Regions from separate parts of the Homo sapiens genome. Here region 2 is linked to region 1. Evidence: chromatin contacts called from ENCODE Hi-C or POLR2A ChIA-PET data. All regions are on one chromosome and are shown on one strand. The core of a region is the stretch at or near the end of the contact, and the rest is flanking DNA. Distances in the headings are between cores, read along the strand shown. Region 1 overlaps PPP2R5C (protein phosphatase 2 regulatory subunit B'gamma). Region 2 overlaps DYNC1H1 (dynein cytoplasmic 1 heavy chain 1).

Region 1 (2,700 bases), core at 109-2,608:
ACCAATAAAAATGCCAATAAACATCAAAAACGGTTATGCACCCCAAAAACGCTGTTTTGTCAGATGGTGTGGCCGTCTGTGCAGCTACTGTGAGTTACAACCAGAGGACCAACACTGGCTGGCAAAGACTCAAATATGAAAGGCCACTGCTCATGGCTTAGGAAACAGTAGCTAAGTTATTACATTTTCTTTGTACATTTTTTCCAAAGCAGACCCTTTTTAAAGATATTTCCTTCACCAGAGAATATTGAAATGATAAGAGAGCGAAACAGCCTTATTTTTTAAAAATATATTTCTCATCCTGGGGCAGTGGCTCACGCCTGTAATCCCAGCACTTTGGGAGGCCGAGGCGGGTGGAACACGAGGTCAGGAGATCGAGACAATCCTGGTCAACATGGTGAAACCCTATCTCTATTAAAATACAAAATATTAGCTGGTTGTGGCGGTGGGTGCCTGTAGTCCCAGCTACTTGAGAGGCTGAGGCAGTGGAATTGCTTGAACCCAGGAGGCGGAGGCTGCAGTGAGCTGAGATTGCTCCACTGCACTCCAGCCTGGCAACAGAGCAAGACTCCATCTCAAAAAAAAAAAATATATATACATATATAATATTTTTATATTATATATATTATATAAATATATATATTATATATATATTTATATAATATATATATAATATATATATAAATAAATATATATATTTATTTCTCTCAAACATTATGAAAAAGTTAAAATCTCCATAGAATTTCAATGAATAATTGTATATTGTATATCCCCTCAGCTAGATTCAACAACTGTTCATGCTTTGACATATTTGCTTTTTACCCACTTTTCTCTTTACCATTTAAAGTTGCAGAGATCACGATCCTTCACTTATTAATACTTCATTCTGCATTCCCTAAGAATAAGAAAAGTCCCTTACAAAAGTTGGACACCTTTTTACACCTAGAAAGTTCGCAGTAATTCCACACATCCAACATCATTCTGCACTCCACTTTCTCCAGCTGCCTTCAAAATGTCTCTAATAGGTTTGATTTCACACTTTTTAGAACAAGGATCTGATCTAGATTCACTCACGGTACCTGTTATATCTCTTTAGTCTTTTTTCTTTTTTAAACTAGAAGAGTTTTTGATTTATGTGTAATTCAAGGGCCTCAAATAAAGCCAGACTTCTACCTGCTGTGGGAGTACTGGTTTCCCCCATGCATTTTAGCCAGCGTCTTTCCAAGATGTGAGTGAGAGAAATGATTTATCCCACGTTTAGACCACTTGGCGGTCCTATTTCCAGTGTGACAGGGAGCGGAAACAGCGCCTGAGCAAGGCCTAGAGTGGAGTGGGCACCTGTGTCGCTCTTTCAACCAGCCGCCTTGTGTAAAGTCTGTCACCTTTTTGGTAGTCTTACTCTTGCACTTGGGTATAACGTCTGCTCAGCAGGTTTTTGCCTTGCAGCAAAAGCCATCTCCTATATGTTTTTCATTGAAATACGTTAACTACAGCGTATAGAGGATTGAAAGAAAAATAAAGTACAGCTTCTCATGAGCTTCTCATTCCACTGATGAGGTATTTAGCTAAGAAATACATCAGATAGGCCGGGTGTGGTGGCTCATGCCTACAATCCCAGTACTTTGGGAGGCCAAGGCGGGCGGATCACTTGAGGTCAGGAGTTCGAGAGCAGCCTGGCCATCACGGTGAAACCCTGTCTATACTAAAAATACAAAAAATAGCCGGGCGTGGTGGCATGCACCTGTAATCCCAGCTACTCGGGAGGCTGACGCAGGAGAATCGCTTGAACCTGGGAGGCAGAGGTTGCAGTGAGCCGAGATCACGCCACTGCACCCCAGCCTGGGTGACAAAGCGAGACTCCAACTCAAAAAAGAAATATAGTAGATAGCTATTTCCTGAGTGATCACTCAGAGATAACTTTTAATTTTTAATCCACTGACACTAACTGATGCCTCTACTCTAGGAATAATGCTCAGTGTCACCAGAGAACAAGTTCAACAGGACTGTCCTCGGGATACTCCTGATTTTGTGGAGGAGGTAAGTCAACAGTTACTAGCTGGCAGATTTGGTAAGTGAACTGGGACAGCAGGTAAGATTATCAACTTTCTCCCTGCACACCAAGAACATACGCATGTAAACCTTTAACAAACTCCTATTCAACCCTGAAATGAGTTTTGAACTCCAGACACTCAAATCCATTACCACTGTACAGAAAACAGTAAAAATCAAAAAGTACCTATGAGGTGGGAGCTTTCACCAGCATCTCTCAACACTCTGATGTCTGCAGAGCAAAGAACATGAGCTTTGCTATCAGACTGACTGAGGCTCAAATCTTGTTTCACTACATTCTCTGTGGCCCTGGGCAAGAGGCTCCCTTTTTTCTCCCGGGGGGACAAAAAAGGCAGGGGCGGTAGTGAGTGGGGGAGGGTTATAATGCCTCACAGTGTTGGGCAGATTCAGAGAGAGAACAGAGGTACAGGGTTTCAGCTGTGACCTAGCACACTGAAGGCACTCAACGTATGCTGCTTCTCCTCTGGGACAGCCACCAGCAGCAGCTTCGGGACCTCGTACTTGGTGCTGCCAACAGCCCTGGACTGGACCCTCTAGGCTGGGTGACCTTGGGGAGGAGAAATACTAGGATTGTCCTGCTCACCTGCCAGGCAGGAGTGCTGTGAGGAAGAAGTACATGAGTGTTCACAA
Region 2 (2,700 bases), core at 86-2,585, 200 kb before region 1:
CACATGTCTGTAATCCCAGCTACTCTGGGGGCTGGGGCACAAGAATTGCTTTGAACCCAGGAGACGGAGATTGCAGTGAGCTGAGATCATGCCATTGCACTCTAGCCTGGGTGACAAAGCGAGACTCTTGTCTCAAAAAAAAAAAAAAAAAAAAGAAAAAGAAAAAAGAAATGGGAACTGTGATGTGTGTAGTTTTAGAGGTGTAAGACTTACTACAAGGCAAGCAGGCGAGACTGTGACTGCGCTGCTGTGTGAGGACCTTTTGAGAAGCTGACTGTAAGATCTCCTATGCAGGCTACCAGGTGAGGGTCTAGTGAAGGCAGGTATATACTTACTGAAGCCAATCTGAATTTGTAAGCACAACTGCTGTTGCGACATTTGAATTTAAACAAAATTCTCTGTGGTACTAGAAATCTGTGAAAACTATATTGTGGGAGACAGGGTCTTGCTCTGTCACTCAGGCTGGAATGCAGTGGCACGATCATGGCTCACTGTAGCTGCAGCCTCCCAGGCTCAATCGATCTTCCTGTCTCAGCCTCCCAAGTAGCTGGGACTACAGGTACACGTCACCACACCTGGCTAATTTTTTATTTTTTGTAGAGATGGGGGTCTCACTATGTTGGTCAGGCTGGCCTTGAACTCCTGGGCTCAATGATCCTCCTGCCTCGACCTTCCAAAGTGCTGGGATTATAGATGTGAACCACTATGCCCAGCCAATTTTTTTTTAATTGAAAAGGGGAGAGTGAAGGTAGCTGACATAGCAACAATAACAAAAGACTGTTTAAAAAGCAGCAGAACTCCAATAAGAAATAAAAACAGGGCTGCCACAGCCAACATACTCTGCACTCTGCCTTGCCTGCTCATCTCTTACAGTGGCTGTCAGTAATGTACCCGGTGTTGCCCAAGAATGCCAAGGACTCGGGTTGGAAACCCAGTGATTACAACTAGGCAGTATTCTGAGACTCCTTGTACAGTAATGACAGGAAAAACTGCAGGATGACACCTGGTCCAGAGGCACAGCTGCCAAACACTTAAGCATTTCTTAGTCTGGAGGGAACCATCTGCCAAGTCATCTTACTGCAATTCAAACCACAAAACCTTCCACAGTTGATGCCGATCAGTCATCCGTTAGCAATTTTTTCCCTTAAGTATTGGTCACTTAACTAGAAAAACTCAAAACTTACAAGACAAGAATTGATCCAAGTGGGCAACAGGTAAAAGAGAAAACCAGTGCCCCAGAGCTGCAGCTGCAAAGCCTTTGATGAGAACACAGACTGAGAAACAGGAAGAGGGGTGGTGGTTACGGAACACGCACACTGGGCAGTTGTTGGGAGACCTTTTAACTCAGCAGTGAACCCGTGCTCTGGTAAGGTTATCACAGGCAGCTGCTACCTTTTGTGGTCCCACCTGACAGTTTAAAAGGTTTATTAAAGTGCCCCGTTTTTTGACTTCTATGATGTATCTTTAAAAAAAAAAGTACCCTGTTCACAGCCACAAGGTTTATGAAAGTGCCTTGTGTAAGCAGACAGTGGTGGGCCAGCCGGTGCATTCAGCGCACTGTGACTTTGTTACCCTGGGGCAACTGTGACCAGTGTCCAGACGGGAGGCTGCCCTGGCTGACTCTGCTCCTTCCACCACTGGCACCACCTGGCTCTAACTTAGGCAGACCACCCCTGCAAAGACCCCAGCTTCGACAGCTGTAAGAACTCAGAGCAGGGGAGAATGGGACCAACTGGATCCTCGGCTTCCCTTACCTATCTTGGAAGAGACGCAGAGCTTCATGTGCCCAAATCCGAATGAGGCCTTCAACAGGCAGGGTCTCCAGAGGTCTCAGCGCTTCAAAGATGCCTCTCACCCACCTAGTCATTTCACGGGGTGAATAGATATAGTGAGGTTGTGTATCCTGGGTGAATCTCTCCTATGGCAATGAGAAAAATGGAAGGTACACGTAAATATCTTAAGACACAGAGAAGTGGTCAAAAGGTAAAATGTGGCAAAACATGTTTACATTAAAGAACCTAGACCCTGAAATATTTAAGAAGATAGCTGGACATGGTGGTGGGTGCCTGTAGTCCCAGCTACTAGGGAGGCTGAGGCAGAAGAATCGCTTGAACCCAGGAGGCGGAGGTTGCAGTGAGCCGAGACTGCGCCACTGCATTCCAGCCTTGGCGACAGAGTGAGACTCCGTCTCCAAATGAGTAAACAATGTTGGAACAATTGGATAAATAACTGTCCAGAACAAAGTTAGATTCAAGCTGCTCACTTTATGCTGAAATACATTATATTTAACGATTTAAATATTTAAACAATGAAACTACAAAAAATCCTTCTGAAAATACTTAAAAGCAAATTAAATACTGGGAAAAAGCATCTGCCACCTATGACAAGAAAGCTGTCCCAAAGCATGAAGAGCGAGGGAGACACAGCAGGGCAGTTGGCGGCTCCCACTCATCCCCCGCAGCCAGCGGCTCCATGGGAGGCTCAACAGAGAAATGCAAATAGCAACGAGAGTCATTTCTCACCAAATGGGCAAAGACATTTTTGTTAATGACTATTTTTTAAATGTTGCAGAATACAGGGAAGCGGGTGCTGCTGGTGGAGGCGTAGCTGGTCCAACCATCTTGAGAGCAATCTGGCAGATATGCAGCCTTTATATACATTTAGAAACTGTATGGCTCTATTTTCATCATATACACATAC

The links. A loop is a pair of places that touch in the nucleus more often than their neighbours do. ChIA-PET counts read pairs that join two places held with the same protein, here RNA polymerase II (POLR2A). Pooled maps may share reads with other maps.
Region 2: a pooled map shows a loop between it and region 1 (5-fold over the local background). The contact joins two enhancer-like sites. A Hi-C loop is called at or near these places in 6 of 50 pooled maps. POLR2A ChIA-PET finds 5 or more read pairs at or near these places in 3 of 52 experiments (Panc1, activated T-cell and activated naive CD4-positive, alpha-beta T cell).

What each region holds. Positions count from the first base shown.
Region 1 is chr14:101,814,854-101,817,553 of GRCh38, reverse strand. All of the region lies in intron 3 of PPP2R5C (protein phosphatase 2 regulatory subunit B'gamma), which reads right to left. Among named protein-coding and RNA genes, the nearest start is that of PPP2R5C, 54 kb to the right of the region's middle. Within about 2 kb of position 1,358, at least 4 of the 41 ENCODE cell types and tissues checked have a DNase peak (open chromatin) inside an H3K27ac peak, as active enhancers do.
Region 2 is chr14:102,019,111-102,021,810 of GRCh38, reverse strand. It overlaps DYNC1H1 (dynein cytoplasmic 1 heavy chain 1), which reads right to left. Exons shown (of 78, transcript NM_001376.5): 42 at 1,755-1,918. Among named protein-coding and RNA genes, the nearest start is that of DYNC1H1, 56 kb to the right of the region's middle. Within about 2 kb of position 1,335, at least 3 of the 41 ENCODE cell types and tissues checked have a DNase peak (open chromatin) inside an H3K27ac peak, as active enhancers do.